Linked DNA regions of Homo sapiens: region 1 is linked to region 2. A link is a contact called in ENCODE Hi-C or POLR2A ChIA-PET data. All regions are on one chromosome and are shown on one strand. Each heading gives the region's core, a stretch centred on a gene start or an enhancer-like site at or near the end of the contact. The rest is flanking DNA. Distances are from core to core; before and after follow the strand shown. Region 1 overlaps SIPA1L1 (signal induced proliferation associated 1 like 1). Region 2 overlaps SIPA1L1 (signal induced proliferation associated 1 like 1).

The links. A loop is a pair of places that touch in the nucleus more often than their neighbours do. ChIA-PET counts read pairs that join two places held with the same protein, here RNA polymerase II (POLR2A). Pooled maps may share reads with other maps.
Region 1: a map of posterior cingulate gyrus shows a loop between it and region 2 (1.9-fold over the local background). The contact joins two enhancer-like sites. A Hi-C loop is called at or near these places in 3 of 168 maps with a recorded cell type or tissue (OCI-LY7, dorsolateral prefrontal cortex and posterior cingulate gyrus), 13 of 37 single-sample maps with no recorded cell type and 12 of 50 pooled maps. POLR2A ChIA-PET finds 5 or more read pairs at or near these places in 6 of 52 experiments (AG04450, Caco-2, H1 and 3 more).

Annotation. Positions count from the first base shown.
Region 1 is chr14:71,524,917-71,531,399 of GRCh38, forward strand. It overlaps SIPA1L1 (signal induced proliferation associated 1 like 1), which reads left to right. Exons shown (of 24, transcript NM_001386936.1): 4 at 4,396-4,454. Among named protein-coding and RNA genes, the nearest start is that of SNORD56B, 130 kb to the left of the region's middle. Within about 2 kb of position 5,060, at least 6 of the 41 ENCODE cell types and tissues checked have a DNase peak (open chromatin) inside an H3K27ac peak, as active enhancers do.
Region 2 is chr14:71,476,945-71,483,240 of GRCh38, forward strand. All of the region lies in intron 2 of SIPA1L1 (signal induced proliferation associated 1 like 1), which reads left to right. Among named protein-coding and RNA genes, the nearest start is that of SNORD56B, 82 kb to the left of the region's middle. Within about 2 kb of position 1,772, at least 2 of the 41 ENCODE cell types and tissues checked have a DNase peak (open chromatin) inside an H3K27ac peak, as active enhancers do.

The sequences.
Region 1 (6,483 bases), core at 3,810-6,309, 51 kb after region 2:
CTTATTTCCATTCTTACCTCTATGGGAAAACTTCCTTTCCTTTTTTTCTTTTCACTTGCCTTTTACTCTCCCTACATTTAATAATCTTGCTCTGTCACCCAGGCTGGAGTGAAGTGGCATGATCATGGCTCACTGCAGCCTCAACCTCCCGGGCTCAAGTGATCCTCTTACCTCAGCCTCCTGAGTAGCTGGGACTGCAGGCTCACACCACCACGCCTGGCTAATTTTTGTATTTTTTGTAGAGATGGGGTTTTGCTATGTAGCCCAACTGACTTTTTTTTTTTTTGAGTCAGAGTCTCACTCTTGCCTAGGCTGGAGTGCAGTGGTACGATCTCGGCTCACTGCAAGCCCCACCTCCTGGGTTCAAGCAATTCTCCTGCCTCAGCCCCCTGAGTAGCTGGGACTACAGGTGCCTGCCACCACACCCGGCTAATTTTTGTGTGTTTTTAATAGAGACAGGGTTTCACTGTGTTAGCCAGAATGGTCTCCATCTCCTGACCTCGTGATCCACCCGCCTCGGCCTCCCAAAGTGCTGGGATTACAGGCGTGAGCCACTGCGCCCAGCCTGTAGTGACTAGATTTCAATTATTTTCACCTTCTTTTCTTTATTTCTTCTCTTTTCATTTCACTAATGACATAAGCCCATACAATAGAACGTAAATCCTCATAATGTGAAAACATGTCAGCTTTGAAAGTCAAGACTGTATCATTGCCACGTTTGCTACTTCACTTGAAAAGTTGAAACTTCCTGTCTATTTAATCTGTTAGATTGGAAGAAATTGTTGTACCAGAAATAAATCCCTTCATCAGTCTTTTAAGAGCCTTAGTAAGCTTTTAAATTGTCGTTATTTTTAATGTCCAAAAGGCAAGTTCAGTGACCTTCCAAATTGTGTTTCTAAGCTGTTTGTGTTACTTTTTAAATTCTGTATTGCTTACTTAGCAGATTATGTTAAAATGCAGGGACTTATTTCTACCAGTCTCTTCACCCATCTGTTACTTTCCTTCCTCCCTCTGTATTGCGTTTACCTCCTGCCACTCCTGTGTACGCTATCTAATCATAGCTCGTTCTCAAGTCCTACATGAAACTTGGAAGAGGAGTTTAGTTGCAATGCAGACATCACACTGTAGATGTGAAGGGAGAGCTTCAGGAACTTGCTTTGTGAGGGCACAAGGCTTGCATTCCATCAGTGTTTGAATCTGGGTATAGCATGCTATGAGAAAGCATCCACTTAGTAATGTGTCCCGTATTGTTTATTTATAATAATTACTGAAATGTTTTACTTTTTTTATTCAGAATGAAGACAAGTACATCATAAATTTATACCTTAATGAATTTTTCCAAATTGAACATAGTCGTGAAACTACCACTCAAATCAGGGAATCTAATATTATTAGCCCACCGAATTTCCCCCCTTTTCCTTCTCCCAGTCTGTATTTTCCCCTACATCCTACACTCAGTGGAAACTATTATTCTGACTTACATAGTTTTACCTATTACTGAACTTTATAAAACAGAATCATACAGTATATTCTTTCATGTGTCTGGCATCTTTGTCTCAACATTATGTTTGTGAGATTTATCAGTGTTCTTGTATTAGTTATGGTTCATTTATATTCATTGCTGTGTAGCAGGCGAAACTAAGGCTGGTGGACTGGCTGTTTTTGTAAATAAAGTTTTATCGGAACACAGCCAAGCCCGTATTGTCTATGGCTGCTTTTGTACTCCAAAGGCAGGTTTGAGCAGATGTGACAGGGACAGAGATTTTATGGCCTGCAAAGCCTGAAATATTTACTATTTGGCCCTTTACAGGAGAAAAAAAAAATCCTGATTCCTGCTCTATAATATTCCATTATATGAATATTCCACAATTTGTTACTGGGTTTCGGCTATTACAGCTAACACTTATTGGAAAATTATTGTATAGGATTTATGTTTGCACATTCCCAGGAGGCATTTACCTAGGAGTGGAATTGCTAGGTTGCAGGGTATGTTTATGTTCTGCTTTATTGGATGCTGCCAAACAGCTTTACGGTTTGTATTCCCATCAGCATTGTGTGAGAGTTGAATTGCTGCACATCCTAAGTCTTGGTGTTGTCAGATTTTAAAATTTCAGCCATTTTCATCATTATGTAATTTTATTTCATTGTAGTTTTAATTTGTATTTCCATGGTGATGCATGAAGTTGAACACCTTTTTATATGCTTGTTAGCCATTTTTATATTCTGTTTGGGTGGCTTGTCTTTTTCTTCTCCCCCTAGGACAGAGTCTTGCTCTGGTTGGGATGTGGTGGTGCAATTAGAGCTCACTGAAGCCTCGAACTCCTGGGGACAAGCGATCCTCCTGCTTCAGCCTCCCAAATAGCTGGGACTATAGGCGCACACCACCATGCCTAGCTAATTTTTTATTTTTATTTATTTTTATTTTTTAAACCAAGGAAGATGTTGAATTTTTTTTATTTTTTAATTTTTTTGTAGTGACAGGGTCTTGCTATGTTGCCCAGGCTGTTCTCAAACTCCTGGGCTCAAGCAATCCTCCTGCTTCAGCCTCCCAAAATGCTGGGATTACAGACATGAGCTACTGTGCACAGCCCTCTTATTAATTTGTAAGGAGTTCTTTATATGTTCTGAATCTGTCCTTTGGTAGATATATGTATTGCAAATATTTCCTTCTGTTTTGAGGCGTCCACTTTTCTTCTTTTAATGCTTAAAAATTTTTTTTTTAAAGCTTATTAACTATAATGAATACAGCAACATGGCTGAATCTCACACACACTGAGGCAAGTGAAGTTAGACACTGTATTTGTGGATACATGGACAGTGATCCTCAGCCTTGTCATCATACTACCTGGAAACTTAATTGTCTTAAAGCTTAGTTAGACTTTCATGTTTTTCAGTCCCTCTTAATTGAAAGTGTGGTTTGTTATATAGTTATGTGGTCTGAGGTTTGGATAAGGACAGAGTTCTTATCTTTCCTTTTTTTTGTTTTGAGACCGAGTCTCGCTCTATCGTCCAGGCTGGAGGAGTGCAGCAGCACAATCTCAGCTCACTGCAAGCTCCGCCTCCCAGGTTCAAGCGATTTTCGTGCCTGGGTCCCCAGAGTAGTTGGGATTACAGGCGTGAGCCATTGTACCGGCTATTATCTTTCCCTTTTGAATATTAAAAGCAATTCCAGCATCTTAAAAATCTCAAGTTCTGTGGGTGTGTTTGTTCAGCACTCCATAGTGTGCTGAATATTCATAGATTTTACTAAGTAAGATGATGCAGTATCAGATATTGGAATCATATTTTTGCATTTTTTTCTCCTGAGAACTGTCTCCTCAGATCTTCAAGTTAAGGAATTTAGAAATCGAAGCTTATTTATCTAGCTTTAAATTGCATTGGGTTGAACAGGTTAGTTGTGTCTTGTAGTGAGTAGACTACATGATTTTTGAGGTCTGTTTAATAATTCTATTTTTCAGCTGGGCGCAGTATCTCACGTCTGTAATCCCAGCACTTTGGGAGGCCGAGGCAGGTGGATTACCTGAGGTCAGGGGTTCGAGACCTGTCTGGGCAATATGGTGAAACCTTGTCTCTACTAAAAATACAAAAATTAGCTGGGCGTGATGGTGCGCGCCTCTAGTTCAGCTACTCGGGAGGCTGGGCAGGAGAATTGCTTGAACCTGGGAGGCAGAGGTTGTAGTGAGCCAAGATTGTGCCACTGCAGTGTAGCCTGGGTGACAGAATGATACTCCATCTCAAAAAGAGAAAAATAATAATTCTATTTTTTCCCCTTTTTGTTTCAGCTTTATAAATAGCAGTCCAGGGCAACAGTACTTGATAAAAAGGTATTTTGTTTGTTTTGGTTTGTTATGGTCAGCTCTACAAAGATGCATGTGACCTTAAAAATATTTAGAAATATTATAATACTACAGACAGGCCGGGCGCGGTGGCTCATGCCTGTAATCCCAGCACTTTGGGCGGCTGAGGCGGGCATATCACCTGAGGTCAGGAGTTCGAGACCAGCCTGACTAACATGGAGAAACCTCGTCTCTACTAAAAATACAAAATTAGCTGGGCGTGGTGGCACACGCCTGTAATCTCAGCTACTAGGGAGGTTGAGGCAGAAGAATCGCTTGAACCTGGGAGGTGGAGGTTGTGGTGAGCCAAGATCGCACCATTGCCCTCTAGCCTGGGCAACAAGAGTGAAACTCCATCTTAAAAAAAAAAAAAGAAAGAAATATGATAATACTAGAGACATTTTTCTCTAATGTCTAATTTAAAAGCAACTATTTACCTTAGAAAGGCTGGTTTGCCTCTTCTAGAACAAAGATAAGACCTGTGTAAGTTATACAGCTATTGTATTTTAGTGAAATTTATTGTGCACTTAACCAGGTTTTTTTTCTAATTTTATTTCAGGTTATACCTTATTGGTGTGGACGTTGTCTAAATTTCGGTAGCCATGGCACAAGAATATAGTAAGTACTATGCCATACTTCCTATGACCTACCTGCTTTACAAAGTGTTGATTTTCTGTGTTTAAATTTCTGATTAGAGAAATGAAAACATAGAAACAAAATTTTAAAAAATCTACTTTTCTCAAAGAGATGAAGTCGTTTGTCATCTGCTTTTTGAATCTATAGCTTTATATACAAATACAGTGTAATAGTGATTTATTTCGTATTCTGATACAGTATTGCTCAGGCTATTGCCTGTAAATAGTACTGACTGAACATTAGGGTTGGATCCATATCATGCGTTGCATCTATTCCTCATGTTATGGGGTTGAAGAACTGACTGCAGCTCGCCCTGATTAGGAGCAGTCTCATTTCTGCCTTGTCCATGATTGACTCATGAACTCTGGCTACATCAGTGAGTGCTGAGTGTTACCTGGCCAGGGGGATGGTTTCAGAGATGGTCCTGTAATCCTTTTCTACCCAGCGTGGCTCCAATGTGGGTTTGCCTGGAGCTTCTGGCAGAAGGCTTCTCATGGTTAGGACAGAGCTGCCTCTTACTTCTGGATGTTGTTGTGCGCTGGTGTGAGGTCTGGTGTAGCTGCAGCATTGTGGCTTCCGGACTGAGTGAGAAGCCACACAGGGTGGAGGACGGAGTCCAGAATCACAAGGAAACCAGCCCTGAAGCTTGCCCTTTCTCTGACGTCCAAGCATTTGAGCCAATACATTTCCTTTTTATTTAAGCCAGTTTGAGTTAGGAGCCAAAACAGCCTAAGTGATTCACTTAGTCTCCATTTTATTTTTAGTAATCCATTAGTTTCTCCCTGGGGAAATGTAGGAGTAATTGCAAAGCAAGGCAAAATAATACCATTAAATTAAACTGGCAGAGTGTGTTGGTGTTGACTGGCATACTCTTCACTCTTAACAGTTAGCAGGTAGTGATTTAGTATTCAAAGACATGAGAATAAAATATATCACTTTCAGATTCTACCCCACCCCCACACCCCCAGAAGGTTTTGCGTCCTGATCGACCAACTTGTGCTGTGAATGCTAAAAAGGGTCTTGGATACTGGCAGACTCATCCCTTTGCATAGGTAGGTGCATATTTGGCAGTGCAGACTTGTTCTTTGTGTTTTCTTAGAACAGTCTATACCCTTCTAATTCCTTGTTTTTGTTCTTGAAAAATTAGTAGGAATATTTCAAATATAAAAAGCATATAAGGCATAACACAAATATCCTTACCCCAGCTCCTTTTTGATTAGCAGAAAAACAAAATCCATGTTACCTCTCCTCAACACTCTATAGAGAAATCGAATGTTTACCAATTCCATTGAACATTAAAAAACCCAGGATATTTCTCTCTAACAGCAGTTCCCTTTCTTAATCCCCAAGAAGCCACTATCCTGGTTTTGGTCTTTATTATTCCCATGCATTTGTTTGTGTTCTTCCCACATAGTGTATTGTATGATTTTTGGATGCTTTTTAACTTTGAGTAAATGTAGATGCTATGTGCATTTATTACTCAAAATCGTAAGGGAGTTTAGAATAAATTGAGGATCGCTGAAAGAGGCTATAAATCTGTTCTTAGGTACTTGTGAAAAGATCTATTATTGGGTATCCTAGTGATCTGTGATAGAATGTTTTAGGTTTTGAATGGTCAATGAGTTTGAACCAACATGCTGATAGCTTTCTGTCTTATCTACTAATACGAAGCACTTTTCTCTGGTAATTGGCCTACCATTGAGTTCACTCTCTGTATCTACTTCTACACTCCTGTGCAGGTGTGGAATGTGCAGGATACTTATAGATCAATTGTGTCATTAATGAGGTTTTCAGAGTGTGTTGGTTGCTGTTTCATTTAAATAGCTCTATTCATTCTGTAGTCCAAATGATGCTTCTGGCATCATTTTTCTGCATTGTGAGAATTCGCCATTATGCCTACAAAATTTACTTCTTTTTTTTTTTTTTCTAAATTTGTCAGTTTGTCACTATGTTACTTTGTACTGGTAGCAGTAGTACAGAAGAGGGGTCTACTCCTAAGAACTGGCTGTCA
Region 2 (6,296 bases), core at 522-3,021:
TCTACCTCGCTCAAAAAGTTTCTTTGTGGGCCAGGCATAGTGGCTCACGCCTATAATCCCAGCACTTTGGGAGGCCGAGGCAGGTGGATCATTTGAGGTCAGGAGTTTGAGGCCAGCCTGGCCAACATGGTGAAACCCCATCTCTAAAAATACAAAAATTATCCAGGTGTGGTGGTGCAATCTCAGCTACTCAGTAATCTCAGCTACTCGGGAGGCTGAGGCAGGAGAGTTGCTTGAACCTGGGAGGTGGAGGTTGCAGTGAGCTGAGATGGTGCTACTGCACTCCAGCCTGGGCGACAGAGCAAGACTCTTTAAAACAAGAACAAAAAAGTTCTTTTATGTTATACTGTCTCCCCACCTCTACCTCCTGTCTAACACTGATCTGTTCCCCATCTCCATAGTTTTCTCTCTGTAAGAAAAAAACAAAACAAAACAAAACAAAAAAAACAAAAACGCGGGTGTCACTGTGTTGCCCAGGCTGGTCTCCGATAGTGTTCTCTCTGGGATGGTGTCATTTATGTGGAAGTATAGAGCAGACCATCTCTAATTAATTAATTAATCAATTAATTAATTATTTTAACAGATGGCGTCTCGCCGTGTTGCCCGGGCTGGTCTCAAATTCCTGGGCTCAAATGAGCCTCCCAAAGTGCGAGGACCTAGATCATGTTTTGAAGCTGACTTCTTTCCCTGAATATAATGCCTTGGAGGTTCATGCAATTTGTTGTGGATAGTATAGATACTTGGTTCCTTTTAATAGCTGAGTAGATCCCTTTATATGAAGGTACTGCAATTTATTTATCCAGTGTCCCATTGAAGGACATTTGGTTTGTTCTACTTTGGAGGTATTAAAAAAAAAAAAGCTACTGTGAACATTTGTGTTTTAGTGTTTATGTGAACATAGGCTTTCCTTTCCCTTGGGTAAATTCCCAGGACTGGGATTGCTGGATTACATGGTAGGGGTATGTTTAACTTTCTGAGGAACTTTGAAATTATTTTCCAGAGTATTTGTGTCATTTTCCATTTACACCAGCAATGTATAAAAGTTTCAGATGCATGGCATCCTTGACAGCATTTCCTGTTATCAAGGTATTATCAGTATTTTTTATTTTACCCATTTGGATGGATGTGTAGTGGTGTCTCATTATGGTGTTAACCTGCATTTCTCTAGTGGCTAATGAGGTTGAACATTTTTTCATATGCTTACTTGCCATTTGTATATCTTTTTTGATGAAGCATCTGTTCAAGGTTTTAAATAACCACTTTTTAAATTGGGTTATTTCTTGGTTGAGTTTTCAGTTTTATTTTGTTTTTATGTATTCTGGATACAAATTATTTGTTGCATATGTGATTTGCAAATTTTTTTCCAAGTCTATACCTTATTTTTTCATTTGCTTAATAGTGTATTTCTCTGAACAAAATTTCTCTAATTTTGAAGAAGTACAGTTTATCTTTTTTTTAAAGTACAGTGGGGGTGATTTCCAAGAACTCTTTGACTAACTAAAGGTTATAAAGATTTTATGTTTTCTCTTAAAAGTTTTATAGTTTTACATTTAGATATATATGATTTATTTTGAATTAATATTTCTGTAAGATCTGTTTTAGGTCAGGTTTCCTTTTTTAGATATGGATGTCTAATTATTCCAGCACCTTTGTTGAAAACACAATCTTTCTCCATTGAATTGCCATTGTACCTTTACCAAGAATCAATTGGTTATATTTGTGTAAGTCGATTTCTCCATGACTTCCTCCTTCCCTGGGGTTCCCCTTTTTACTTTTCCAGCCACAGAGATGAGACATTAGAATAGGACGTACTTCCTGTGACTGCTTGCATTTCGGGCCAAGAGGCAGAAAGACAGAGGAAAAAAGCAGCAGATGTTTGCTCCTACATCTTGAGATCAGAGCTCCTCTGATCAGAGAGGAAGGTTCCTTTCCCTCAGAGTATATGTGACTGTTGTCCCCGCTGTCCACCACCACCTTGGAATTGCCTTGGATTGGGAAGCAAGAGAATTAAAAAGAAAAAAAAAAGGAAAGAAAAATGGAGTGTTTCCCCCATTTTCTCCAGGTTTAGGAATTCCCTTTTCTGCTCCTCTAGCTAAAACTCAGTTTGTTCCCTCTGTCCACATCCTGGTATGCCATGTCTAGCTGCCTTGAGTCCAGGCTGGTGATTTCTTACGAAAAAAGTGGGACGCTCATTGCCAGTTTGGTAGTACCTTGAGATTCATTCTTCTTCCCTAATCAGCCTGCTATCGTTTACTTTTCAGACCCCTCAAATAGCTGCTTATAATCTTTCCAGGTATTATAACTGCATTCAGTAGAGAAATGAGATGGAGTACCCTTCCTTCATCCTACCCAGGACCAGTACCCCTCTTTTTCCATGTGTGTGTGTATGTAGGTATGTATGTATGTATGTATGTATGTATGTATGTATGTGTGTATATATGTATGTATTCATTCATTCATTCATTTCTAGAGACAGGGTCTTGCTCTGTCACCCAGGCTGGAGTTTAGTGGCACAATTATAGCTAACTGGAACCTTGACCTTCTGGGTTCAAGTGATCCTCTTGCCTCAGCCTCCTGAGTAGCTGGGACTACAGGCATGTGCCACGATGCGGGGCCAATTTATTTTTTATTTTTTTTATTTTAAATAGAGACAAGGTCTCACTATATTGCCCTGGCTGCTCTTGAACTCTTGAGCTCATGCATTCCTCCTGCCTGGGCCTCCCAAAGTTAGGAGATTACAGACATGAACCAACACACCTGTCTAAACCCCTGTTTTGTTTTGTTTTGCTTTGCTTTGTTTTAAGACAGGGTCTCCCTCTGTCACCCACGCAGGAGTGCCATGGTGTGACATGGTTTACTGCAGCCCTGACCTCCCATACTAAAGGTATCCTCTTGTCTCTGCCTCCCTAGTAGCTGGGACTACAGGCATATGCTACCATGCTGGACTAATTCTTTTTTTTTAATTTCTATTTTTAGTGGAGACAAGCCCTTACTATATTGTCCAGGATGATCTTGAATTCCTGGGCTCAAGCGATCCTCCAGCCTCAGCCTCCAAAAATGCTGGGATTACAGGCATGAGCCATTGCATGCAGTCCTCCTCTGTTTTTAAATACAAAGTTTAGACTAGTGTTTTTTTTGTTTTTTGTTTTTTTTTTTGAGACGGAGTCTTGCTCTGTTGCCCAGGCTGGAGTGCAGTTGTGTGATCTTGGCTCACTGCAACGTCCACCTCCCAGGTTCAAGCGATTCTCCTGCCTCAGCCTCCCAAGTAGCTGGGATTACAGGCGTTTGCCACCATGCCCAGCTAATTTTTTTGTATTTTTAGTAGAGACGGGTTTTTGCCATGTTGGCCAGGCCAGTCTTGAACTCCTGAGTCACCTCAGTTGATCTGCCCACCTCGGCCTCCCAAAGTGTTGGGATTACAGGCGTGAGCCACCGTGCCCGGCCAGACTAGTGTTTTTCACAAATTGCACACATCTTAAAATAATAGACATTCTGTTTCTCTTAGTCTTAAAAAAAAAAAAAAAAAGAAGAAGTCAGCCGTGCACAGTGGCTCACGCCTGTAATCCCAGCATTTTGGGAGGCCTAGTTGGGTGGAACACCTGAGGTCAGGAGTTTGAAACCAGCCTGGCCAACATGGTGAGACCCCGTCTCTACTAAAAATACAAAAATTAGCTGGGCTTGGTGGTGGGTGCCTGTAATCCCAGCTACTCGGGATGCTGAGGCAGGAGAATCACTTGAACCCAGGAGGCGGAGTTTGAAGTGAGCCAAGATTGCACCACTGTTTTCCAGCCTGGGTGACAGAGCAAGACTCTGTTTCCAAAACAAAAAACAAACAAACAAAAAAACAAAGGTCATTTTATCTTGGCTGAATTAATATATATTGTGTAAAATACAAGAACAAACTAGAAACCTTTCAGTTTTGTGGAAATTCTGTGCTAGGATCACAGTGGACTCTTTTCTTGCTTTTCCTTTCTACTAAAAAAATTAACAATTTAAAGTGAGCATTTTAATACCATATGTAAATTTACATTTAGTGCTATTTGATTTTAGGTGCAGAAATGCACCCAGGACACCTGTAGTCATTCACTTTCCTGTTTACCTTGTGGTTCTCATCTTTTGTTACTTTAAAAAATGTCTAATTTTAAGTCTTTTATATCCAATTATTGAGTTGCCTTTGAGATGTGATTTGATATGTTTTCATTCTGAACCCCTTGCATAAGTTCAGGCGAATTAGAGAATATAGGGAAGTCCAGGCTGGGAGTGGTGGCTCACGCCTGTAACCCTAGCACTTTGAGAACCTGAGGTGGGTGGATAGCTTGAACTCACGAGTCAGAGACCAGCCTGGGCAACATGGCAAAACCCTACCTCTACAAAAAATACAAAAATCAGCCGGACATGGTAGTGCATGCTTGTGATCCCAGCTACTTGGGATGCTGAGGTGGGAGGATGGCTTCAGCCTGGGAGGCAGAGGTTGCAGTGAACTGAGATGGCTCCATTGCACACCAGTTGCATTCTAGCCTGGGTGATAGCCAGACCTTCTGTAAAACAAACAAACAAACAACAACAACAACAGCAAAAAAAAAAGTCCCCAAAAAAAGAGAGGCTAATGATTAACATATTCATTCTCTACTGACTTTTTAAAAACATGGACTAAGTGTAATTATCCAGACAGCTGGTGAAAAACAAATATAGTTCAGTGGATTCCTAGTGAAAACAACTACGTGGTCTAAAAATTAGCTAATTTATTTTAAGTCATTATTTATCAGTAGAAAACCATTAAAAATTAGTGAGGGGGAAACTAACTGTAGGTGATCATAAATCTCTTGAAATCCACCCCCGGAGGCCATGTTAATGGAGTCACAGCAGGATATAGGAGTAGACAATTAGGAAGGTGAAGTTTAAGGTAATTAAGAATAACTCACATGGCATTTTAATTATAGAAAACGATAATAAAATACAAAGATGGAAGATAGTTGGATAATCCTATGACATCTCTTTATAGATATATCAAAATGGTAACTGGTATTTTTATGCTTTTAGTATTTATTTTCCACAAAATGGCAAGTGTCACAGGGCTTGAACGCTGCCCTCCTAAGTGTTTACCATGCTTTTGTTACTTAAGACTAATGAGACCATTGGGACCCTTTATGGAGCTCTGTGCCAGGCCCTGTGCTGAGCAGCTCACATAGGTTATGCCGTGTCATCCTCAGGAGAACCCTGGGAAGCTGGTCCTGATGGGCAGGAGAGAAAGCAGGCACAGAGAGTAGGTAAGTGCTAAGGATTCAAATCTACAGGGTCTGGCTGTAGAGCCTTTGCTCTTCAGCTTTTAGCTATAAGATCCCCTAGTTAAGTGGGGTGAAAGACTGAGAGGGAGGGGATTGGGAAGACCAAATGAAACAGTGAAGGATATTTTGACCAGAGGTGTAGAAGCTTCAAAATCAAGTGCTGGGTTTAGCGATTACCCAATCTCAACCAAGGAAAGAATGGGAACAGTCCAGTTCCAGGATTCATTATGCCACCAGAACATTTCTTCTGCCAATTTTTCCCAAGTCAGTGTGGTATAAGTAGCCACTTTTTGTTGCCACTCTTTCCCTGAGTACATCTCTCTCAGTCAAAGTGTGTGGAAACGCGCCTCATTAAATCTGTGCCGGGGACCAAATCCAAAGAAAGACTTAGACAGGATTAGAGAGGAGAGAAGAATTTAGTACTTTTTTCATAGGGATGAATTAGGGCTCTGATGTATTTAACCTCTTAAGCTTTCTGAATGATCTTATGGAGATGAGTCCTTGTCTGGGTTCAAAGAATTGACTCCTCTCCATCTTCTCTCCCTCTCACCCAAATTGAAGTGCTTTTAGCCAGTTGGTAGATTTTATACTTCTGGAAGAGAATAGGACCCGTAAGGAATTGAGGAATGGTGTTAACATCCTGTCCAGATGGATATTTGTGCCTAGATGTTCATGTTTATACACATTTTTGTGTGTGTATGAATGCACAGGCAGCAGCCAACTCATAGTCAGCCAGACAACTTGGGTGGTATTCTTCTTTTTTACGAACAATTTCAGCTGACAGCTAAGCACAGATATGATCCTTTATGATATCCAGAGATTTGTTTTACTCTCTTTTTGATAAGAGACTTCATACTTGCAGGCCAAAGACATTCAAGTCTTTGGAGGGAAAAGTCTTAAAAGTGGTCAGAATTTGAGGGCTATTAGAATTTTATTCTTTACCTAAATCTAAATATTTGTTTTAGATGGTAGTTTACCCACACCATGCAGAAAAATTATAGATGTTTGGGG